7 separate regions of the Homo sapiens genome follow, and all the other regions are linked to region 3. The links are chromatin contacts, found by Hi-C or POLR2A ChIA-PET in ENCODE. All regions are on one chromosome and are shown on one strand. Each heading gives the region's core, a stretch centred on a gene start or an enhancer-like site at or near the end of the contact. The rest is flanking DNA. Distances are from core to core; before and after follow the strand shown.

What was found. Hi-C counts contacts between places; a loop is a spot of excess contacts on that map. ChIA-PET counts read pairs that join two places held with the same protein, here RNA polymerase II (POLR2A). Pooled maps may share reads with other maps.
Region 1: a loop to region 3 is called in a map with no recorded cell type, with 39 times the contacts of the local background. The contact joins the promoter of SCLY here to the promoter of HDAC4-AS1 in region 3. A Hi-C loop is called at or near these places in 4 of 37 single-sample maps with no recorded cell type and 10 of 50 pooled maps.
Region 2: a loop to region 3 is called in a map of naive thymus-derived CD4-positive, alpha-beta T cell, with 13 times the contacts of the local background. The contact joins the enhancer-like site here to the promoter of HDAC4-AS1 in region 3. A Hi-C loop is called at or near these places in 1 of 168 maps with a recorded cell type or tissue (naive thymus-derived CD4-positive, alpha-beta T cell), 4 of 37 single-sample maps with no recorded cell type and 13 of 50 pooled maps. POLR2A ChIA-PET finds 5 or more read pairs at or near these places in 1 of 52 experiments (BJ).
Region 4: a map of CD8-positive, alpha-beta T cell shows a loop between it and region 3 (9-fold over the local background). The contact joins the promoter of DUSP28 here to the promoter of HDAC4-AS1 in region 3. A Hi-C loop is called at or near these places in 7 of 168 maps with a recorded cell type or tissue (CD4-positive, alpha-beta T cell, CD4-positive, alpha-beta memory T cell, CD8-positive, alpha-beta T cell and 3 more), 14 of 37 single-sample maps with no recorded cell type and 20 of 50 pooled maps. POLR2A ChIA-PET finds 5 or more read pairs at or near these places in 1 of 52 experiments (H1).
Region 5: a loop to region 3 is called in a pooled map, with 32 times the contacts of the local background. The contact joins the promoter of PER2 here to the promoter of HDAC4-AS1 in region 3. A Hi-C loop is called at or near these places in 9 of 37 single-sample maps with no recorded cell type and 13 of 50 pooled maps.
Region 6: a pooled map shows a loop between it and region 3 (37-fold over the local background). The contact joins the promoter of PASK here to the promoter of HDAC4-AS1 in region 3. A Hi-C loop is called at or near these places in 1 of 37 single-sample maps with no recorded cell type and 9 of 50 pooled maps. POLR2A ChIA-PET finds 5 or more read pairs at or near these places in 1 of 52 experiments (H1).
Region 7: a map with no recorded cell type shows a loop between it and region 3 (8-fold over the local background). The contact joins the promoter of UBE2F-SCLY here to the promoter of HDAC4-AS1 in region 3. A Hi-C loop is called at or near these places in 2 of 37 single-sample maps with no recorded cell type and 8 of 50 pooled maps.

The regions. Positions count from the first base shown.
Region 1 is chr2:238,059,462-238,062,688 of GRCh38, reverse strand. SCLY (selenocysteine lyase) reads right to left here and starts at 1,688. Exons shown (of 12, transcript NM_016510.7): 1 at 1,546-1,688. The coding sequence starts at 1,634. The region is part of intron 8 of UBE2F-SCLY (UBE2F-SCLY readthrough (NMD candidate)); the gene reads right to left. RefSeq lists silencers at 1,479-1,928, 2,069-2,278.
Region 2 is chr2:237,693,832-237,696,809 of GRCh38, reverse strand. All of the region lies in intron 1 of LRRFIP1 (LRR binding FLII interacting protein 1), which reads right to left. Among named protein-coding and RNA genes, the nearest start is that of LRRFIP1, 68 kb to the right of the region's middle. RefSeq lists an enhancer at 2,049-2,228. Within about 2 kb of position 1,514, at least 23 of the 41 ENCODE cell types and tissues checked have a DNase peak (open chromatin) inside an H3K27ac peak, as active enhancers do.
Region 3 is chr2:239,399,935-239,402,923 of GRCh38, reverse strand. HDAC4-AS1 (HDAC4 antisense RNA 1) reads right to left here and starts at 1,488. Exons shown (of 2, transcript NR_135575.1): 1 at 1,388-1,488; 2 at 567-849. It overlaps HDAC4 (histone deacetylase 4), which reads left to right and starts at 1,904. Exons shown (of 27, transcript NM_001378414.1): 1 at 1,904-1,946. RefSeq lists an enhancer at 696-825 and silencers at 956-1,225, 1,496-1,615, 1,636-2,075, 2,086-2,255.
Region 4 is chr2:240,558,436-240,561,667 of GRCh38, reverse strand. It overlaps DUSP28 (dual specificity phosphatase 28), which reads right to left and starts at 1,311. Exons shown (of 2, transcript NM_001370465.2): 1 at 591-1,311; 2 at 1-338. The coding sequence starts at 983. The coding sequence ends at 201. It also overlaps a transcript of ANKMY1 not described here. RefSeq lists enhancers at 93-452, 483-552, 585-726 and silencers at 823-872, 1,053-1,462.
Region 5 is chr2:238,287,293-238,290,537 of GRCh38, reverse strand. PER2 (period circadian regulator 2) reads left to right here and starts at 1,928. Exons shown (of 23, transcript NM_022817.3): 1 at 1,928-2,189. LOC112268433 (a long non-coding RNA gene) reads right to left here and starts at 2,669. Exons shown (of 3, transcript XR_002959458.2): 1 at 2,641-2,669. RefSeq lists enhancers at 365-414, 1,489-2,383, 2,468-2,990 and silencers at 1,181-1,450, 1,791-1,940.
Region 6 is chr2:241,147,690-241,150,789 of GRCh38, reverse strand. PASK (PAS domain containing serine/threonine kinase) reads left to right here and starts at 1,318. Exons shown (of 18, transcript NM_015148.4): 1 at 1,318-1,376. It overlaps PPP1R7 (protein phosphatase 1 regulatory subunit 7), which reads right to left and starts at 323. Exons shown (of 10, transcript NM_002712.3): 1 at 243-323. The coding sequence starts at 294. RefSeq lists silencers at 1-241, 1,372-1,731, 1,792-1,851, 1,902-1,951 and enhancers at 532-691, 2,205-2,364.
Region 7 is chr2:237,965,287-237,968,372 of GRCh38, reverse strand. UBE2F-SCLY (UBE2F-SCLY readthrough (NMD candidate)) reads right to left here and starts at 1,428. Exons shown (of 19, transcript NR_037904.1): 1 at 1,241-1,428. UBE2F (ubiquitin conjugating enzyme E2 F (putative)) reads right to left here and starts at 1,359. Exons shown (of 10, transcript NM_080678.3): 1 at 1,241-1,359. RefSeq lists a silencer at 1,136-1,315 and a cis regulatory region at 2,832-3,086.

The DNA.
Region 1 (3,227 bases), core at 439-2,938, 1.3 Mb after region 3:
TGTAATCCCGGCACTTTGGGAGGCCAAGGCGGGCAGATCACCTGAGGTCAGGAGTTCAAGGTCAGCCTGGCCAACACGGCGAAACCCCATCTCTACTAAAAATACAATAAAATTAGCTGGACGTGGTGGCACGTGCCTGTAATCCCAGCTACTTGGGAGGCTGAGACAGGAGAATCGTTTGAACCCGGGCAGTGGATGTTGCAGTGAGCCAAGACTGCACCACTGCACTCCAGCCTGGGTGACAGAGTGAGACTCCATCTCAATTAAAAAAAAAAAAAAAAATCACTCAATAGGTACAAGGCTTTGACAAGTTTGACTCGCCATCCTTTACCACTCTGGTACTAGTATTAATAGTCCTAGGAATCCCCCAGCCCGGCTTGACTTTGCATGTGCCCTTATATCTGTTTTTCTTTCCTATAAATAAGCATCCAAAGTACCTTAGGCTAGCTAGTGTTTGTTGAGCGACTGTAGCTCTTCAATCTGCTGCTGGGCTGAACAAATCTATTTTGTTCAGATTAATACTTTACACATTCCTTTGCTTCATTATTTGCTGCTTCCTTAAAATGCTATCAGTATTGGATGAGCAGGCTCAACTTTGTTAGCTTCATAACCAAAAAATAAAAAATCTTGGGAATCTCGCTCCACTGATTCCCTAGGGGATATTTTCCCAGATCCCTTCACTTTGTTCCAACCAAGGTAGAATGCCAAATGTGTGTGCTTTAGGCCTGGACCCCCTCATATTCTAAGCATGGGTAGCGAATGAGCTCACAAAAAGGAAAAAGAGGGGTCTGGAAAGAAGACACACAAACCAGAAAATGCATACCCCTGCCTCCTGCTCTTCTCGGACTTAACTAGTATGGATACCACGTGCTTCGGGTCTCCGCGCTTCTCAGCGGTGGCCATCCCGTTTCCTGCAGCTGGGCCAGCAGTCTGGGAGAACCCTTGATTCCCTTTCACCTGCCCCAGTGCACCAGCTTCCTACCAACGCATCCGTTTCTGGGCGCACACCACATCTCTCTCCTAGGTTGTTACAAGATCCCCAACTGGCTTCCCGGCTTCCTCTCGTCCCATGCCTACCCGCGCCCCTACTTTCTAGGAAGCAGCCAGAAGGACTCCTTCAAAACACTTAAATTGCATCGCCCCGTGATCAACTTCCGAGGCCCCATAAGGCTCCGAATGAACCCCAAAGTTCTTCCCGGGCTCAGGGGCTCTGCCGGTTCACCTCCGGCAAGTCCCCTGCCCTTCGCATCTGCTGTGCCCTCTTCCTGGCAGGCTCTGCTTCCCCAGAACCTGCAAACCTCACCCCTGGAAGTCACTCGGGTTTCGGCCCCAAAGTCACCTCTCCGTGGGCCCTTGCGGGGCCACAGCTCGCACCCGCTCCTCCTTGAAGCTCGCATCCCTGACTTAGGCCGACCTCGCGGACATCCCCGCGCGGGACGCCCCACGCGAGAGCGGCCACAGGCCGGGAGCCCCCTTCGTCCTCCCGCGCGGGACAATCGGCGACAGGCGCCGGCCGCTCCCCAGCCCTGCCCTAAAGGCGCGCACCTCTCCGGCGAGTTGTGTTTCCCGCAGCCGCTGGGCTGACTCGCCGCGGGTGCCGGCGCATCCCTCCCCGGCGCCACGGCCGCCTCCATCCCCGCCCCACTGCTGCCGGGCATCCAGCCTCCTTCCCGCGGAGCGCTACGGGCCCAGAGCGCCGGGGAGGAGGCGGGGCCGCGACGCCCGGGCGCGTCCGGATTGGCTGAGCGAAGCACCCCAGCCAATCCACCCGCTTCAGAGGGCCGCCGAGCCCCCAGCGGGGAGGCGAGGCTGCGCTGGGTCAGGTGACGGGTGGGGGCGGGGCTTAGCGCGTCACAGAGCTTCCCGGGAACCGGGCGCTAGAAGCCGCGTCTCCTGGGCCGGCGGATCCCCGCACTTTCACTTCCGGGGGAGCCCCGTGACCTTTGCTGTCTGCGGCAGGGCCGCCATCGGGCCGCGGCCGGTTAGTCGGCGTAAGAGCAGGCGGGGCCCGAGCTGGACCTGAGGAGCAGAGGCGGCTGGGCAGTCCTGCGGGTGCCTCCCTCTAGCCGCATGAGCGCGGGACCGTGCACTCCGGGAGAGCCGGGGCCGCGCGGCCTTGTTCCCCGCGAACCCTCGAGGGGAAGTGCCGGGGCCGCGGCAGCAGGGCCAGGGCCCCGGGGGTCTCCCGCAGGCCACCCTGGACAGTGATGAGCAGGTCCGCTGGACCTGCGCGTCCGTTAGTCGGAGCGGCTCCATAGGGGACCTGGATGGCGTGAAGTTAAGAGTCACGCATCGAGGATGGACTTGAGGGGATCTGGAGTAGAGGATGGGAGGGCATTGAGAAAATAGGGCCAGAGATGAGGGACTCTAAGTGGGCGTGGAAACGCAGGAAAGATTAATTCAAGATCTGTTTAGGCCGTTAAATAGGAATTGGGGCATGAGGGACAGGAAGGAAGCAAGGATTAGACAAGTGACTGGGAAGATGTTAGTGCCTTTATCTGGGTAAGAGGGAAGACGGGAGGGGGAAAGATGATGGGTTTAGCTTTGGACATGTTGAGTTGTCTGTGAGACAGTCACAAGTGTAAACATCCACCAATGGTTGGTGTCCCGCCAACCATTAAGAAAAGTCAGTTGAGAAAGTGGTAGAAATGAGCAAAAATCCTCACGAAGCCATCCTACCGTCACTTTTTTTGTTGTTTTTTGTTTTTTTGGCATAATAGTGTCTACCTTTAATTGAGCCTTGAACTATGCCAGGCAGTGTTCTAGGTATTTTTCGTGTGTTCACTAATTTAATCTTGATGATTAACCCAGTCTGGTAGGTATTTATGTATGAGGAATCCAAGATACAGAAAGGCATCTTGCCCAAGTTCACACGAGTAGTGGCTGGAGCCAAAATTCGGTTTCAAGCATGCTTTGCCAAGAGGTTGAATTTTAATTGGCTTTTCATGGGCTTTCTCTATTTTGTGTCCTGTTGGGGTCCAGAATAACTTGGCTTTTCCAGCACAGCAAATCTGCAAATTTCTGGACTCATTCTCTCTCATTCTTCCCTATAAACGCAGCTCATTTCTTGCCAAATGCAGCCAATAGCAAAGGGCCCACCAACATTTAAGAAGCAAATGGATGCACAGGAGCATGAGAACAGTCAAAAGAGGAGGAAAGGAAAGGGAATTGAGAAGGAATGTCAAAAAAGTCAAGAAGACACATAATAGTGTAAAGTGTGGCTGAGA
Region 2 (2,978 bases), core at 265-2,764, 1.7 Mb after region 3:
AGCAGCAGCCGTGGCAGCCACAGCTATATCTTGCACATTTACTACCTGCCAGCCCCTGCCTGCAGCATTGCATACAGTGGTGACAGTTATCAGTACCAGTTCCGAGTCAGCAGGCCTGGGTCTGAACTGGCTCCACTGCTGACTAGCTGTGAGGGCTTGGAAAGTCCCTGACCTTTCTGAGCCTCAGTTTCCTCTTTATCTGAAAAACTGAGAGAAAACGATCTGCTCCCCATGAGGTTACAGCAAGGGTTAGAGAAGACCTTCACATAAAACACCAGGTGGGCGCAGCAGGGGTTTGGTAAATATTAGCTACTTTCACTACTTAGTGTCTTCTTTGACAGCTACTGACCTAAGAGTATAAATCCGGTTCAGAGAAGTTTAGAAGCACGATGAGAAGACAAGCATGCTAAGGCACCCACCTAGCAGAGAAGCAGGAAAAACTGGGGAAACTTCAGAGGAGGGGGACAGAGGTTCTCAACCCACAGGGAAAGCCCACTCCTTTCCCTAGGAAAATCACACAGCCACGTGCCACATACAGTAAAAAAGACAGAAGGATCACAGGTGGCGTTGCTTTGATCATCTTCATTACACAAATAAATGAAACATTTTGGTTAAAATTAAGAGTAAATCTTCATTATAGTGATTTAAGATAAATTACTTCTCTACTACAAAGTAGTTATACTTTAGATTCAAGGGAAAACTACTTACCTAGTTTTAAAGTTGTAAAGTTACAATCCCAAGGAGAAACCACTGGAAACACTGGCCCTTTCCAAAATGAATGAATGAGTCTCGGAATACATATAATTTCTGTTGCCAGGTGTGTGTGTGTTTTGGTTTATTGTTTTGGAATCTGGCCTGGGGCAGGGGGATTATACTACTGGTCTATAATCAAATACATGGCAATTTTGAATGATTAAATCTTGCATGTAGTCAAAATATTTAATTTGGGAGAAAGAAACGAATTTACTTAATTTTATCTAGGTAGTCTGAATAATAAAAGTTCTAGTAAGTCCATTCCATGAAAACAAGCTTCTTTATTTAAAAAAAAAAAACAAAAAACAAATTTGGGCGGCCTCCAGTAATAACAGTGAGGTAATAAAAATCCTCTTCTCCTGTCCCATGTCTAACACGTAGTGAGATGTAATGGACTTACTGATTGGTGAAGAGGTTGGTAATCTAAACATTATGGCCTCTGGGGCTTCAAGATCACTCCTTTAAATACGAGCAGATATTCTGGAAGCACTGGCATATGAGTAACCAGTCATAAACAATTCCTTTGCTGAGTCACACAGCCTGATTTTTCGGGGATAAGAAGTTCCTCTTGGACATTGCCTTTTGAGGACCAAACATGCTGCACCAACATTTAGTCTCACAATTCTGTAGGGATTGGATAAGAATCTCACTATAATCAGGTAACTCTCCAATCAACTTCGCTGAAACACCGTTCTGCAACTATAAATAACTTGATTTCCTGTGCTCAGCATAAGTGGCAGTTGAGACTGCAGGGTTTTTTGAAATTTGCTAAGGAGGCTTCCGCTGTGGGATATTAACTCAGGCTGAACAGAAACTGACTCTTAAAGAAAAAGGGAAATTTAGTCTCCATCTTTGCCCCAGTAGGACACTCTCAATACTACTAGAAAAGACCTACCTTACTATATTTATGTCTTACCTGCCCGGGGAAATGACATGCCTAAAACACACACCATATGATTCCACGCTCCACCATCTCAGACTGAGCTAGAGCAGGGCCAGCCCGCCTCGTGCCAACTGATTCATCCCCATATTGGTCAAGACTCCACTCTCCCACACCTGGGGACCCTGGCCCAGGTACCTATAATGAGATGGGACTTGGGAGACTGTGTGTCCACGCTCTCCCCTAACAGCCCTTTCTTGGGACAGTGCTGGTCATTTAGAAGGGCTGAATGCTAATCAGTATGTGGAAAGAGAGCGGGGTGACACAAGCCATCGCAAACACAGGGAAGTTACAAAAGCTGCAGAAATGCACAGTGTCTCCACTGTCCGCATCGGACCCTCTCCTACAGCTCCAGGGCTGGTGCCCACTTGCTGAAGAAGCCCAGGCTCCCACTCAGATCCTGCTTTTGTCTTCTAGTTGAGGTGGAGCTTGCCAAATCTACTTCCTCTGACCAACCCGGCTCTCCTCTGCATGGGTGCGGCCCCCAGTCCCTCCTTTCCGCAGGAGACCCATCCCTGAACCCACGGACACAATGCAGAGCAAGAACTGGCACAAACCAGTGTGAAACACCCACAACCACTTTCCTGTGCCTATACCCAGCCCATGGCCCAGGGCAGCCGCTGGGTGACGCCCTACCCCCCACCCATGATGACCCCCAATTCCCATCACCACTCAGCACATTTCCTTCCCTACCTGAACATTAGCCTCTTAACAGGAACTGCATTTTGCTTTTGTTCACCATGTCTCACTCTGATACAGTTTTTGCTACCATTTACCAAGAAAAGCTCCTACAGGTTCACAACTTCTCTCTGAAAACCCTTGGGGCCATGATTCAGAATTCAGCATTTTTGGACATTAGAAACGTAGTAAGATGCATACACCATATATTCTGGTACAACCCAGAGTAGCAGCCCTTAATCAAAGACATCAACAAGACTGCAGAGAAACGTAAGAAAATTCACACTCAGAGGGATCAGTGAAGACCAAAACTAGCCCCCCATTGGACAGGGCAAGTCTCACTGCCAAAATTCTGCCACAAACTTATAAAAACAAAACAAAACACAAACCTTCCGGTCTTCAAAGCTTATTGGGTTCTGGAACTGGGGGTGAGGGACAGTGGGCCTGGGCTGATCACATAACTACTCAGTTGGACACAGTCCAGACTTTCCTCTCCCTTCCTCCCGGCAGCATCTCGAAGTCATCTGAACCCAGACCCGCCCAGGAGGCTCCCAGCCTTAAGTAATAGACCCTGTAGCCAGTGCCTTAGCTGCTCCAGGTGTGCCTC
Region 3 (2,989 bases), core at 239-2,738:
CCAGGCCAAGTTTCTCTTTTCCAGACATGGCGAGTGAGGTTCTTGCACCATCCACCCAACGTCTGCGTGGTGCCTCACTCTGCTGGAGTGCCTCTCAGGACTCCTGTGAGGACTAAATGGCACGCAGCAATGGGGCTACCCATTCCTTCTAATGGAAATCTACTTTTTAAAAATTACCTCTGCAAGCATTAGATCCCAGAGCTCGTTTCACGTGACTTTTTGCGCAGGCACTTCTCTTTGTACGTGAAAAACTAACTTTGGTAGACTTACAGGCAGGTTTTAATATTTTCTCGTGATTGTATGTTTTTGAGAATCCTGTCAAATGATACTGAATCTTATCTAGATGTTAGCTAGCTACAGACCCTGTTTCATTCTACATGAAAATTAGATAGTGCACCGTTTCCATCAGCAGCCAAGTCTCCAAAACCCCGTAATTGCTCTCCTTTTCTTCAGCTGTATCTTGTTTTAAAGTTCTCTAATTCACCATTCCTTTCCTTCTAAGTTTAGCCTAAGCATTTCTTGCAATGACCAAAGTTTTCTAATTATTAATGAGATATTTAAGGAAATGTAAAATTGGCATTTTTATTTTGCTAACTGTATTTTTATCCACATAACTAGTTTCCCCCACCAAGAATCACAGGTCGAGAATGCTGTAAAAACGGATCCTTTCTCAGCTCCTAAAAGGAATGGCCTACAATCGAAGCGAACGCGCATCTCCGCCAGGTCCGCAACCACAGGCCCACGCCGTCGGGCCCCACGAACCGGCGCGCGCTGTCAAAGGCGCTTCCTCCCTGGAACGCGGGATTCCGGGGACAGTGTGTGCACTCAAGTTGAAAAGTTGTCATACTCCTGTTGGAAAGAAACGGAAACATCACCACCAGGAGGGTGGCCACTGAAGACCCTCGCCGACACCTGCTGGCAACCAAAGGCGCTTCCGGGGATCTACGGGCCGACCTGTAACTCAACACAAGCCTCCCAAGCCCTGCGGCCTTAAAACAACGCCCACCCGGGCGGTGCGCCGTTCCCGCCACCTCCACGCCTGCCTGGACCCGGACTCGAGACCCTGGCGGCGGGCCGGGCTCCCTCCGCCTGAGCAGGGACGCGGCGAGCGCATCCCACGACCCTCGGCAGCCGTTGCAGGCCTGGCGGACCTACACCCCACACCCTCACGGCCGCGTTCCCGCCGCGGGGCAGGGCGAGGCCCACGGCGCCTGCGCACTCAGTGACCGGGCCGCCCTGCGCCTCCGTGCGCACGCAGCACCACGTGACCCACTGCCAGTATCCAAGATGGACGCCGCGGCGAGGCCTGGCCGGCTCCCCGCGTTAGCCTGCACCCCATTGTGTGCCCTCTAAGCGCGAATTAGGCTCGCAGACATGCGGTGCTGACCGCTAGGCAGCCATGCGGGCTACCGAGTGCGACCGGACACGGCCGGGGCCCGTGTTTACGGCCACTACTGGCCCCCGGTCCCTGCGCCTCCTCAACCGCGAAGCACCCAGCGGCTGGCGCCTGGAGCGTCTTTTGGTACGCCCCACCCTCTAGAATTGGCAGCTCCAGCAGCCAATGAGGTCCAGGACGCGTGCGGGGAGGCGGGCAGGGGTGGAGCCTCTCTGCCGCTCATAGGGCATCCGGCCCCGCGGTTGAGCAGCCGCTGGGCGAGGGGTGGGAGCAGACGGGCTGTGCGCAGGTTTCAGCGGGCCAATGGAAGGCCGGCCAGGCGCCCGGGGCGGGCGGGCGGGAGGCGGGGCCGAGCCGTAATTGACGAGCTCTTCATTAGAAACCAGGCGGGAGGGCGGGGCCCGCAAGGGGAGGTGACGCAAGGCTGCCGCAGCCAATGGTTGGCGAGCCGCCGGCTGGCTGGGCGGGGCCGGGCCGGCTGACGGGCGTGCGGGGTGGCCTATCGCCGCCTGGCTCGACGCTGGAGTGGGGAGAAGCATCATGGTTCAACGTGGGTCAATTTTTTGTGAATGAGGAGGGGAGGTTGTGGGGCCGCCGCCGCGGAGCACCGTCCCCGCCGCCGCCCGAGCCCGAGCCCGAGCCCGCGCACCCGCCCGCGCCGCCGCCGCCGCCGCCCGAACAGCCTCCCAGCCTGGGCCCCCGGCGGCGCCGTGGCCGCGTCCCGGCTGTCGCCGCCCGAGCCCGAGCCCGCGCGCCGGCGGGTGGCGGCGCAGGCTGAGGAGATGCGGCGCGGAGCGCCGGAGCAGGGCTAGAGCCGGCCGCCGCCGCCCGCCGCGGTAAGCGCAGCCCCGGCCCGGCGCCCGCGGGCCATTGTCCGCCGCCCGCCCCGCGCCCCGCGCAGCCTGCAGGCCTTGGAGCCCGCGGCAGGTGGACGCCGCCGGTCCACACCCGCCCCGCGCGCGGCCGTGGGAGGCGGGGGCCAGCGCTGGCCGCGCGCCGTGGGACCCGCCGGTCCCCAGGGCCGCCCGGCCCCTTCTGGACCTTTCCACCCGCGCCGCGAGGCGGCTTCGCCCGCCGGGGCGGGGGCGCGGGGGTGGGCACGGCAGGCAGCGGCGCCGTCTCCCGGTGCGGGGCCCGCGCCCCCCGAGCAGGTGGGCTCCGGGCCGCCGGGAGTGAGGGCGGGGGCGGGCGGGCGCCGGGGCCGGCCGGGCGCCGTTTATGTAACTTTGTCAAATGCTGTGAGTTTGCAGAAAAACGTCCCTGCCGGGGGTCCGCGGCCCCGCGCTTGTCGTCGCCGCTGCGAGCGCCCGGGGGGTCGCGGGAGGGCGGGGGGCTGCCCGGGACCCGCTCGGCTCAGCCCGCAGGGCGCCAGCAGGCCGAGACGGGGCCCGGTCCCGCTCGGGGGTGGGATCCGCGTTTGCCGGCGTTGCGAAAACACACCACGGAATCATAAGCAAATTATCTCGTATTTACATTGAGCGTTGAATTATTTGACACTGTTATAGGAGGAGACCGTGCGTATCAGTTGGAAAGGCCGGGGGTGGAACCCAGTGTACTCATTTAATGCACATCAAAAATTTGTAATAACTTGAG
Region 4 (3,232 bases), core at 62-2,561, 1.2 Mb before region 3:
GTTTTACCAAATGTATTTCTTTTTGTGTCTGTAAGATAATTTGTGCATCACCTCAGCCGGAAATATAAAATTAAAAGCACTATGTTTCACACACACACACACAAAGGAAAACTCGATATGACAGTGAGGAAGAAGGGTAAAGACCAGCCTTCTGTATCAGTGCAGGGACATCCTTCCTCCAGGCAGCAGGCCTTCAAGCTTCAAGCCTCAGGGCCCAACCCTAAGGCTGGGGGCTCTCCCTGCAGGCAGGACTGGGCCTGGAGGGCCTCCTCATACTTCTGGAGCTGAGACCAGAAGCCCGGGTTCGGTTCTGCTACCGGGCGAGCGCTCTTCACCATCTGCAAACAAGAAGTGTACTGAATAACCCCAAGTCGCGCTAATGGCCAGCAGGGGCCAAGGCGGGCCCAGCTGTAAGAGTGGGCCCCGCCCAACCCGGAAGTGCCTCTCTGCTTCCCTAAGCCCGCCCTCACGAGAGAGACCCGCCCCTCCCGGAAGTGCCTGTCCCAATCCCGAAGCCGGCCCCGCCCGGAAAACTCGTCCCCGGAAGACACGCCCCTCTCGAAACACCGCCCCCCTAAAGGCCCGCCCACCTGGAAGGCCTTCGCCAGGCTGAGGCCGCGGTGCCGCATGAGGTACGCGGTGCAGACGGCGGCCGAGCGGCTGCGGCCGTTCTTGCAGTAGACTAGGCAGGCGCCGCCGGCGCGCACCGCGGCCTCCATGGCGGCGCACGTGGGCTCCAGGTGCGCCAGCAGGTCCTCAGCCGGGTCGTCGAACACGGGCACGCGCAGCTCTGCCACGCCGGGCGCGCGCGGGCCGGGCTGCTGGCGGGAGACGTTGACGCACAGCGTGACTCCCGCGCGCGCCAGCTGCTCCTCCGCGCCCGCGGCTCGCGCGCTCCCGAGGAAGAGTGAGGGCGCGACGCGCACCAACGGTGGAGGTACGGGCGAGGCGGCCCCGCGGCGCCCAGCTTCTGCCGGTCCCATGGCGCCCGCCGAAGAGTCTGCTTTTGGGCCCTGAGGATCTATTTTGGGGGCTCAGGCGCCCGCCCAGGAGTCTATTTGTGGGAGCCGGGCGGGCCGCCGGGCGCCCCCGGGTCCTAGAGGCCTCCGAGGTGGACCAGGCTGGGGCTTGGGTCCCCCGCGGGCGCTGGGCCGGGACAGGGGGCTTGGGTCTCGTTGGGGCCGGGGCATGGCGGGAGGTTTGGGCCTCACCAGGGCGCCGGGGCCTTGGACCGCTCTGCGTCCCATGTTCTCTGTCCCCGGGCGCCGTCCTCCCCGCCCCCGCGGCCTGTGGCACTGGGCTTGCGTCTGTGGCTCTTGGGCGCAGCGCCCTGCCCGCTCTACTGCGGCGTCTGGCGCGGAGGCGTGGCTTGGCCGGGCCCGCCCACTTCGCGTCCGCGTCGTTCGGCTAGGGCCCCGTGGCTACCCGGTGCACGTGGACGGCGGGCTGCGTGGTTCCCGTGTCTTCACCCTTTCCCTAGTGACTGCGTTGTCGGCTTTACGTTTATTCCTTTTTGTGGCCCGCTTTGTAATTGGTGCATTTTTTTCTATGTATTATAACACATGGCTCATAAAATAAAACTAATTTCTATTTTCATCACTTCTTCATAGACCACACTATTCCTTTTGCTGTTTCTAAGTAATTTATTGGGGTCAGCATTGTAACTTTAAAAAATTTAATATCACTTAATGTCCATGAAATTGCCATTTAAGACTCCTTCAATTTTTCTGACATCTGGTAATTTTCAGGCAATGGATACACTGAAAAGCAACTGTCTCAACAGCCCTACAGACATTTAGCAATTGAAGTTTCAGTTGCATACAGTCTCTCTCTGGGTTATCGTCATTGCTTTGTCCATCAGCCTTCTAGCATTGGTAACTGTCAGATCTTTATTGCAGCCTGGGGTTCACTCTTGAGCTAAAGACTCAAATATGTCTGCAGCCAGGTCTTCCCTGGTTGCAGCTCCAGACATCACCTCCGTGGAGGTCTTATCAGCATCTGTTTCCCACTTCCTCCACCCTAAGGAAGGACTCCAACTTTCCTAGGATGGAGGAGTGGAATTCCCTTTTTTTCCCTGGCGTTCATGGGAGCCATTGATTAGGTTGGGACACTGTCTCCCTCCGCTTTCTAGGAGTTGGCTCTGTCTCTGGCCAAAAGTGAAGGCCACACTCCCGTGACTGCTCTGGGAATGAGCTTGGTGTCTAATAACCCATGAAGGAGAGAGCACTTTGGAAGGCTCCTCTGTTCTCTCATGGCCATAAGGGGAAGCCAGCCTTGGGTGAAAGCAGAGGAGATGGGAGAGCCAAGGTCCTTGATGCCACTGTTGGGCCACTGAAATGAATCAAACAAAACCTGAAGTCCCTCCTCCTCCTGGACTGTTTCATGAATCATCATCACCCTTTACGGTTGGAGGATGGTTGAGGTGGGTTTTCTGCTCCAAAGCCTGCTACTTGAACCATCATGCTCCCACTCCATTGAGGTAATGGATTGGGAACCAATTCATCCTAAGTGTCTCTGCATCTCATTGCCACACTTAGTCTGGGCCAGCCTCTGTCTCCTGGACTTGGTGCTAGTCCCCCACAGTGTAACCAGAATGTGCTTGCTAAGAACAGAGGGTTTCTACATGTTGGTTCTGACTCCTTAGCAAGTTGTAATTCACAACTAATGTGGGTTGTGAAATCAATTCTGTGGGTCATGATCAGCATTTTAGTTTTTAGAGAAATAATAGACTACATGAAAATATTAGAGTGCATGCATGTAGTATGCCGAACTTTTAATGAAACATTTTTCTGAGTGGTTTGTACTGGGTCGTGGTGTAAAATGAGATTTTAGAGAGAAGTGAACTCAACAGACAGGCACTGGCGTGTGGAGGCAGAGCCCCTAGAACCCCAGAATCCTGGCCCAGCCTTAGTCCTTAGTCCCCGGAAAGCTAGCCAGTGGGGAGGGCCAGGGCATCAGCTCTTCACACCCCCTGCCCTGTTCTCAGAGGCAGTCTGGGTTGAGAAAACGCAAGCCCTGCACCTCCAAGAGCCTCTCCCCTCTTTGCAGGAAGGCCCAGCTGTTTCCCACCATGGTGCCTCTGTACATCCCAGTCCAGTTCCTGAAATGCGCTCTGTAGCCTGGAGAGCTCCTGCGCATCCTGTGAAGCCCCATCAAGAATCCGCTCTCCTGCAGTCCTTCCCCGAGGCCCTCGGAGGGTCCAAGACAGCCAATCCCTCTTCTCTGCGGTGAC
Region 5 (3,245 bases), core at 679-3,178, 1.1 Mb after region 3:
CTACATTTAGGGAGGAAATGTGACATCAGGTAGCAGGCTGAATATGGAGCAAGACCCAGCAAAAGCATGAAGAAGAATCTCGGTAAGGTGTGGATGAGCTGTCTGTTTACTCTTGTTTCCAGAACAATGGAGCTCCCCATTGACGTCAATGGGAGGGAAGAAACAAAAGAGCCTTTGGGTGTGTGCAGGGCGCAGCAGCCGGGCCTGGGTTTGCTTGGCATTTGTGTGTGTATGTGTTAGGGAGAGGGGGCGGGGAGTGTGTCGAGGTGTCAATGTCAGAGGAACAGGAGGAGGGGCCACCTGACTGAGTGTGTGAACAGCATGCAGGCCTCCCGGGGCTTCTGTGGGAAGGGCTGCCCCGATGAACTTGGTATTTGCCCTGGTTTGCATCTGAGAAGTTGCACACACACCTTGTCAAGTAGAAGAGAAGGAGTTATCACACTCAGGAATTCCTGATGTGGGTTCATAACTTTTCCTTCTGTCCCATCCCTGGTCCCCAGGTGAGTCCAGGTAAAGAAGAACAAGAAGAGTAAAGAGAGATGCTGCGGGCTCCAGCTTCTTGGACAGTCTCGCCTTCCCCATGAGAGCCTACACATTCAGAGCCTGCTGCGTGGGAGCCTGAAAGCTCCTTCCTGTCCTGTAAGTCTCAGGCTTCTACCCAGACCCGGGGAAATTGTACTCTTTCTCCTGACACTTTAAATGGAAGTTTAGAGGCTCCACATGCCCCACACAATGCTTACCGAAACAAGGTGATGCAGGGTCCCGCGCTGTCTCCCAGGACAACCTCCTACCCCTGGCTCCTGCGTCTCTACGGCTTGCACCGTTGTAAGGCGTCCCTTTCTCAGGGCCCATCTTACCCGCCTTGGAAGTGCTGCCTTTCTCACGGAGCCTGTGGGGATAGCTCTGGTTAATTTATAGCCCACATCGCCCAATTTAGCATTTGATTAAGTTTCCTTTTTATGAGATAGTCCTTTCTCCCTAGTGATGCGCTTGGGGGCAGGGACAACATCATTTCTTTCTTTTGTACCTCCCCAGAGTAACAATGACTCTATTTCCTGAACCAAAAATTGCAACACGTGGTCTCAAAAATAAGAAAGGTCACTTGGTAGCTGCCGGGACAAGTGTCGACCACAGGCACCTCAGAGGCCCGGGTGGGCGTGCCCCCGGAGCTGCTGCAGGGCGGTGCTGCCACCTTCTCCTGGGCTGCTCCGGGGCCCCGCGATGAATGAGTGAGTGAATGAGTAAATGAATGAATGTGAATGCGTGAATGAAGCATGCCGCGCGGACTTTCCCGCGGCCCTGGCCGCTGGGGGCGCGCCTCTGGCCGGTGGCCGGAGGTGGAGGTCTCCCTCGTCCGGCTTCGGCGCGCCGGGTCTGCCAGGCCGGCCGGAGGTGCGCAGGAGCCCCGCGCCCAGCTCCCCCGCCCGCAATGGTACGCGCCACTCCGCGCTCCCCGAGCTGGCGGGCTTGAGGGCGTAGTGAATGGAAGGCGCCGACGCCGGAAGTGGATGAGACCACTAGGGAGGACGACGGGTAGCACGAACGCGCCGCGTCTCCATTGAGGAACCGACGAGGTGAACATGGAGTTCCATGTGCGTCTTATGTAAAAAGAGCGACGGGCGCGGCCACCAATGGGCGCGCGGCGTTCGTAGGCCCCGCCCCTCATGTATGCAGATGAGACGGAGTCGCGGCCAATGGCGGAGGCCGGGGGCGGGCGCGGCGCGCGCGGTCACGTTTTCCACTATGTGACAGCGGCGACTCGGCCGCGGCGGAGGCGGCGGCGCTGAGGGGATACGTGCAGCTGTGGGCGGCGGCGGCGGGCGCGGGGCCGGGCGGACAGAGCCGCGAGTCGGCGGAGGGACCGGCGGACGGGCTGACGCGGGCGCGGCCGGCGGTAAGTGGCGCGGCGCGGCCCCGCTGCGGCTTACGTAACCGCCGCCGGCGCGCGGGCCTCGGGCAGGTCGGGGTCCCAGCGCCGGCTCGGGCAGCGGAGGCGCCGCCGGAAGTTCCTTGGGCTGCTGGACTCCTCGGCTTGAAACGGCGCCGGCGTGGGGGCGTGTGCCCTTGGCCCTGTCCCAGGTGGAGAGTGGTCGAGCCGCGCGCAGGGTGCGCTCGTTTGAACTGCGGTGACACCGAGGGTTGGGGACTCGAACCCCCGCTTCGCAGCTCAGGAGCCTGAGGTCCGAAAGGTGAGGCAGCGTGTGTAGGGCACCGAGCTACCGAGTGACTGCGCGCGGGCTGCGGTTCCGTGGGCGATTCTCTTTTGGGAACCCTCCCTCCCCTCGCATGGGGAAGGCCAAGGAAACCAAGGGTCAGCGCAGCCGGCCCTGGGATCTGGAGGACCCTCGGGGAGCTGACTGCCTCTTCTGAGGCCACAGGGCTAAGTCCTGGGCTGGGGAAGGGCCATGGAGGGGCGCTGATCTAGGAGCTTTTCCTGGACACCCACGGGTCTCCTGGAATGGGTGATCAGAGGGACAAGGAAGTCCCGGTGCCAAGCCAGGCCTGGGAACCTGAGGGCGGGGAGACCCTCTAATGTTCGCCCCTTTGCCTCCCCTGGACCACCCTGTATTAATTCCCTTTCCCCGGACTGGATAGAAGGGAATGGGGGTGTCCACTCTTTGGTGCAGCAGTCGCGCCTACCTTCTGGGATGTACTTTGGCTGCCAAGTCCCAGACATAGACCAGGGGGTGGGAGGTGGCCTGCTTCCCCCTTCAGGAAGGCCAGGGTAAGGGATGACGAGTTGGTTGCCAGGGTTTCTGTAACCTACACAGAAGGAACCCGTTTGGAAAGCTGATTCATACAGAACAACAGAGCCAGAAGGCACCCTGAAAATCACCCAGAGTAACCCCTCAGCCTGACAGATGAGCAAACTGAGGCCCAGGCCCAGGCTGTCTGCAGGATCTTCCCATCGTCCTGGGGCAGGATGAGCTTCAGAGGTTCAGTGATGGCCTCCACTTGCGTGCTGAATCCTGGGTGGGCTGGAATTTGGGAGGAAGGGCCTTAAGTCCGGGAAATGTGTTAAGAACCCCACACGGTGGCTAAAGCCCCACATGGACGCCTCTCACCTGTATATGGCACAGCAGGACTGCTAGACTTCTTGGCCCACCCTCTACCCCCACCTGGGGCTTCTGGTCCCAGGCTGGGTGTGCCTGAGAAGAAAACAGGACTCTACCTGAAGGCTTTATTTGGAAATTGAGTTTTAAAATACAAGGTGAATTGATTTTTGTGTGCTATATGACTATAAT
Region 6 (3,100 bases), core at 69-2,568, 1.7 Mb before region 3:
CCTCGCGCCGCCGCTCTCCCCCTAGCTCTGGGTCCTTCCCGGCCGCTGCCGCCCCCGGGCCGGGGCTCCCCCGAGGTCCAGCGCCTCCCCCGCTCCCCCGGGTCCGGCTGTCAGCTGTCAGGGGGCCGCGCGGCGGCGGCCAGAGGCAGGACGTGGAGTTTCTCTCAGGCACGGAGCAGTTCCAGCCCGCAGCTCCCCCCGCCCGCTGGGCCCTTGGGCCGCCGCCCGCAGGGGCCGCTCACCCTCCATCATCTCCTGCGACTGTTGCTGCCCCGCGCCGCGTTCCGCCGCCATGTTGGCTGCTCTTCCCCTTTCCGGAATCTGTCGCCTCAGACCCCTCAGCCAATCAGGGCTCCCGCCTCAGAGCCGGCCCTGCCAATGGGATTCCGGCGCGGCGACTTCAGCCGCGCCGCGCCTGCGTGGGCCCAGCGCCTCATGGGAGTTGTAGTTCCGTCATGAGGCCGCGCGCCGCGCCTCCCCCAGAGCAGGTAATTTCAGGCGGCGGAGCCGGAACAGTCTGGAGGCGAGAAGCTGGGAAGGAAAGCAGAGGGAGTCGAAGCGGGACGCACAGAGCCGTAGCTGCAGGCAGACGGAGTGGACGTCTAGGCAGAGTGGAGAGACGCCCTGGGCTTGAGAGTTGACTTATGTCACTGTCTCGACCTCGGAGGCGTGGAGGGGCCGCGGGCCAGGCGGATCTTTCCGTGGCTGCAAGGTGCGGGCCAGTCCTACGTGCATCCCTGACCTCTGCGAGCCTCGCTGGCTGCGTCTGTACAATGGGCCGAACGGCAAGAGCAACAACATTCTCCCGGCGTCCCCGCGCGGATTTTACCCATGCGAAATGCCGCCTTCTCTTGACGCTCGGAGCAGGCGGGCAGGTGCGGGGCACTTGCGCTGGTGGGGCCGCTAGCCAGCTGGCTGGCTCCGGGGCGCCAGCTGGGCTCCCCTTGCAAGTCGTTCCCAGCCCAGTGCGGACGCTGCAGCCTTCGTCTACCCTGCGGAGCCACCCGGCCCATGAACGAGCCGCCCCGCGTCCTCCGCCTTCAGAAAGAGGCCTCCAAGAGGCGAGCTCTGCGCTACTCACCCATTTTGATCGCGAGTCGGGAGGAAACCGCATCTGCCCGGCCCGGGGGCGGAGGCGCCCATTATTCCTTTGGCTCCTCCGAAGCGCCGTAGGGGTGTTTGGTGCGTCCCTAGCAACCCTTAGCGCGGGCTTCTAGACTCTGGCTAGCTTAGTCCCGCCCATACGCGCAAGTGGCTGGTCCGTGGAGCTTGTCAATCGGTGCTAGTCGCTGTGCGATTGGTCGGTGGGATAAAAGCGCGGAAGGGCTCCTTTCCGTGGTGTGTAGCCGGCTTGGCGTGACCCTCGCCTGATCCAGGTGAGATACCTGCGCTCGGGAGAGCGGGCCGGGCTCCGCCATCTCCCCAGGGCGGCTGTGGGGCCTGCGCGGCTCCGCGCCCCTGGCCCAGGAGGATCCGCCGCCCGACTCTTAGACCAGCCCGACCCCGGGTCTCCCGCCCCTGCGCCCGTCGCCCTTCGCGCACCGCCGAGCCCGCGTCCTCTCCGTGCCCAAATCGCGGCGGGGTTGCGGCCGTTGGCCCTGGGCCCCGCGCCCCCAGCGTCTTCGGGGTGCCCTTCAGTGTAGCCTGCCCGGTGGGCGCCGAGGCCCCGCGCCTCGGGTCGCCTCGGGACCCTGCGCTCTCTTCACCGCAGCCGGCCCTGCGGGGCGAGCTCCAGGAGAACCAGCCCGGATCCCGCCAGCCTCCTGCACTGGGCGTGTGGGTCCCTGCGGGCTCAGCCGGCGCCGCGGGGTCGGGGGCGCGCGCCGCCGGCGCTCGTGGTTACAGCAAAGACCTGGACTTGAGCCTTAATTTTTTCACTAATTTTTCTTTCCCAGAGTACGGCAGGGGCCTGCGCTGCCGTCTTGAGGCCTTTCTCGTCCTTACCTTCCGCATCTCAGTACCATTCGATGTCCATTTTTCTCTTAGGGGTTCCCTCTCTTCATCTTTCTGCTGCTACCTTAATTTAAGACTTTATAATTTCTTGCCTGGATTACTGTAGCCTTTCTCCTGCTTTCCAGCCTTGCACCGACATGGTCCCTGGAGTAATCTTTGTAAAATGCATATCTGGCCATGTTACTCCTAAGCATTGAATCCTTAAAAGTTCATTTTGGGGATAAAATTAAGACTTTGGGCAGGCATAGGAGGCTCTGGGCTCATGCTTGGCCCTTCCAGGCCCACGTCCACCTACTCTTCTGGGTACTGAACTCCTCTCTGGGAGGCTTTGCCTCTGAAAGACTTCTTCACTCTGCTTGGTAGGGCCCGGCTCTGCAGGTGCCTCCTCCAGGACTGACATCCTTGCTGTGTTCTACTGCACTGTTCACCTTGTTGGCCTCATCCTGAAACTGGTTCTCCTTTTTGTTGTACAGCTGTGCTGACAGCAATGGGAGCTGTTTGCTTCTTAGCTTATGTTCTGGTGGGAGGGGGACAGTTGCTTCTAGAAGTTCGCCGAGATGCTCCCTGCAAAGTTGTCCTTGCTTCTGTTTGGTCTGAGGTGGGGTCACTTGTGTCTTCTGGAATCAAAACTAGCAATGGGAATATGGTTACTCGGTGGCACCATTAGGTGCTGTCTGCTGGGTTTGGGTTCCCGTGTCTGCAGCTCACAGTGGATACAAAGGACAATTTTAAAAATTTGGGCCTGGACGTGCAGGTATTTCTGGTTAACGTCTGAGTCAAAATTTAGTGATCTAAGGTCATGTGAAGCCAGACTCTGTTCTTTCTTGAGGCCAGGCTGTGGCTGTGGAGTGCACGGGAGGCTCCAGGGGCCTATGCTGTTCAGTGACAAACTGGCCCACGTGGACTTCAGATGCCCAGGAGGCACAGCGGGAAAAAGGATGCATCTTTCCTGCTGTCCTCCCCGCTCCCGCAGAGGGTCCCATCAGTTTCCCTCCTGGATAGGCTTGTAACTCTCAGTAACCTAATTAAACTTCCACAACTTTAGTTGGTATTTATTTACTTTCTCCCATGAAGGACAAAAAATTGCATGCCCTTACCCTCCCTTTGCTTTTTTTCCCCCTTTCCATTTCATGTTAGTTACTTTTAC
Region 7 (3,086 bases), core at 179-2,678, 1.4 Mb after region 3:
GTACGCTGGTTGACCGACCATCTTTGGAGCCCAGCCCCTTTTACGTTCAGCAGTAAACCTGCCCCTTCCTGCACTGCCTACTACCTGAAAGGCAGGTATGTCCAGGTGGGGGGTCCTCAAGCCCCACAGCACTAAGCTTGGTGTGATTCTGTCTCTCAATCTCTCTCTCTCTCCCACCTCTATGCTCCCCCTTGCCTTCATCTCACTCCTCAGCCAGGATTCCTCTGCACCAGGCAGGCCAGTTTCCTCTTTGTTCCTTCACAACACCCTGTTCATTTCCAGAAGCTTCTATTCAGTCTGATACCCAGGTCTAGAATGCCCTCCTTCCCTTCACAAACGAATCCTACCCCTTCCTTAAGGGGAAGATTCCTACCTACATCCCAACATCTCCTCCTCCAAGAAGCTTTCTCTGGCTATTCCAACCCATCCTGCCCCCACTTCCAGGCGGTCGGGAATGCAGAGTGGGGGGACCCAATTCTCTCCTGTGACAGATGAGGAAACTGAGCCCAGGGAGGGGAAGGCCACACCCAAGATGACACACCAGCAGAACTAGGTCTGGAACCAAGACTCTGCTGCACTAATTGTTCCAAGATGCCCTTCCTTCCTCGTCTCCTTTGCTGTGGTAAAAATTTTCCAAACTAGCCTGGCCGCCCCCAGTTGTAGGTAAGCGTCCATACTTACTCTTCCCGCTGCAGGTACGAGGACCGGGCGCGAGTTGTCACTCCCCTCACCTCCCCCGCTCCTCACGGCCTAGCGCGACTCCTGCCCCGATCGGGAGTCCAGTCCCGGTTTCTGCGGCCACGTCGGGCCGGTGACCTTGGCCAGGCGCTGGACGCCCCGCTTCCTCCGTACAAGGCAGGCAGCCGATCCCGCGAGTGGGGCGTGAGCGCGGCCAGGTCTGTGCCACGCTCGGCCCAGGGCCTGGTTCACACCAGGTGCTCGGCGCGGGCCGTCCCCCGCCGCCGCCGCCGCGGTCACTCACTGCCGGGCGAGGCCAGCGCCCCGGCCGCCGACGCCGCCTCCGACCCCCGGCTCGCGGCCCGCGGCCCGCGGCCCCTTCCCATTCACGCCGCTCGGCCTCGCGTCCGGGTGCCCGCGCCCGCCAGGCCCCCGGCGTGAGGAACCCGGCGGGCCCGAGGCGGCCCCGCCACCGCCCGCGCCCTCCGCCCGGCCCGCAGGCCAGCCCGTGCACCGGCGGCCGCACCTCGCCCCGCCGCAGAGCCGCACGGTCGCTCCTCACCTGGGCTCCCCGAGACAGGCGAGGCGGGCCCGGCGCCCAACACCATGCCCGGTCCGGGCGGCTGCTGCGAGACGCGGCCCCTCACAGCCGCACCGGCTCCCGGCGGCGGGACCGGAAGTGGCGGGGCGGGGACTCGGCCGCTCTCGCCCGCGGCAGCCGAGACAGCAGCGGGCGCTTTAAAAAAAAAATTCAAAGTCGCGAAAAACTTTATTTGGAACCAGACACGCGAACAGCGGCGTGCGCCGATCGGGACTGGGCTGGGCGACGGGCCTCTCGGACCTCGCTCATTGGCAGAGGGCGCGGCCAGGGGGCGGGCACGGATTTCGCAACCGCCGCTGATTGGCGAGTAGCGTTAGGGGCGGGGATTCCGAGTTGGCTCTGGAGCCCGAGCGCCGGAGGGCTGGGGGTTTTGCACCTGGTTCCAACACGGGTTCACTTCGTGGTCTGCAGGGTTTAGGGGCACGGAGGAGCCCGGGCTATCCTTCCCTGAAGGAGCGGCCTCCGTGGCTGGAGCTCCCGCTGTCCAGCGCCGCACCTGGAGTGCAAAGGACTGGACAGGCCCCCGCAGCCTGCAGTGCAGGCGGTGAGGGAGACCGGGCGGTCAGACACGCAAGCCACGACCAACCCCAAACCGTGTGCTGCGCCCACAGGCCCCACTGTTCTTGTCATGTCCCTTTTATTCCTTCTTTTCTCTCTTAAATGTGTTTAAAGTACCTTAAAAATCCATTTCAACTTGTCCTCTTTTGGGCGCCCAGATTCATCCCGCGCCCATTAGCGTCCTGTGTGATTGACGAGGGGCCGTCCTGGGCGTCAGGCAGGCCCCTGGAGGAGTGGGCCATTAGAAAGATGAGGTTCAGCATGGAAACGGTCAGAAAGAGACAAGGAGTTAGACTTTCATTTCGAAAAACCCCACTGAGAGGTTTCTAACAGTGGAGTGACTATCAGGTTTTCTTCCTAAAGGAGGCTGGCGGGCCCGGTGGCTCACGCCTGTAATCCTAGCACTTTGGGAGGCCAAAGTGGGAGGATCCCATGAGCCCAAGAGTTTAAGACCAGCCTCCTGATGGTGGCAAGACCCCATCGCTACAAAAAAAGAAAAAAAAAATTAGCCGCGTGGTGGCGCGCGCCTGTAGTCCCAGCTACTCAGGAGGCTGGGATGGGAGGATCACCTGAGCCCAGGAGGTTGAGGCTGCAGTGAGCCGTGATCGCACCACTGCACTCCAGCTTGGGTGACAGGGCAGACCCTGTCCCCATAATAATAATAAAGGCTTTGGCTCTAAGTGAGTCGGTGGGAATGGAGTCAGGAAAACTGGTCAAGAACACAACTCAGCCGGGCGCAGTGGCTCAGGCCTGTAATCCCAGCACTTTGGGAGGCCGAGGCAGACAGATCACCTGAGGTCAGGAGTTCAAGACCAGCCTGGCCAACATGGCAAAACCCCATCTCTACTAAAAATACAAAAAAGCCGGGCGTGGTGGTGCGCCCTTGTAATCCCAGCTATTTGGAACGCTGAGGCAGGAGAATTGCTTGAACCCAGGAGGCGGAGGTTGCAGTGAGCTGACACTGCACTCCAGTCTGGGTGACACAGCAAGACTGTTTCCAGAAAAAAAAGAAAAAAGAAAGAACACAACTTGTGTTATTTCTTGTGTTTGGGACCATGTCTCTCCCTTTTTTGCCCGGCTAACTCTCAAGTTTTCCTAAGCTAAGACACCAACTTCTGATAGGCCTCAAAGCCTGGGGGTGGGGTGGGGCAGTGCAGGTGCCCTCTGTGTCTTCCTTGGAGCCCTGCACTTCCCTCTTCCTTATTGTCATGGCCTGTTTCCCTGACTAAGCTCAGCTCCTCAGCCCTCC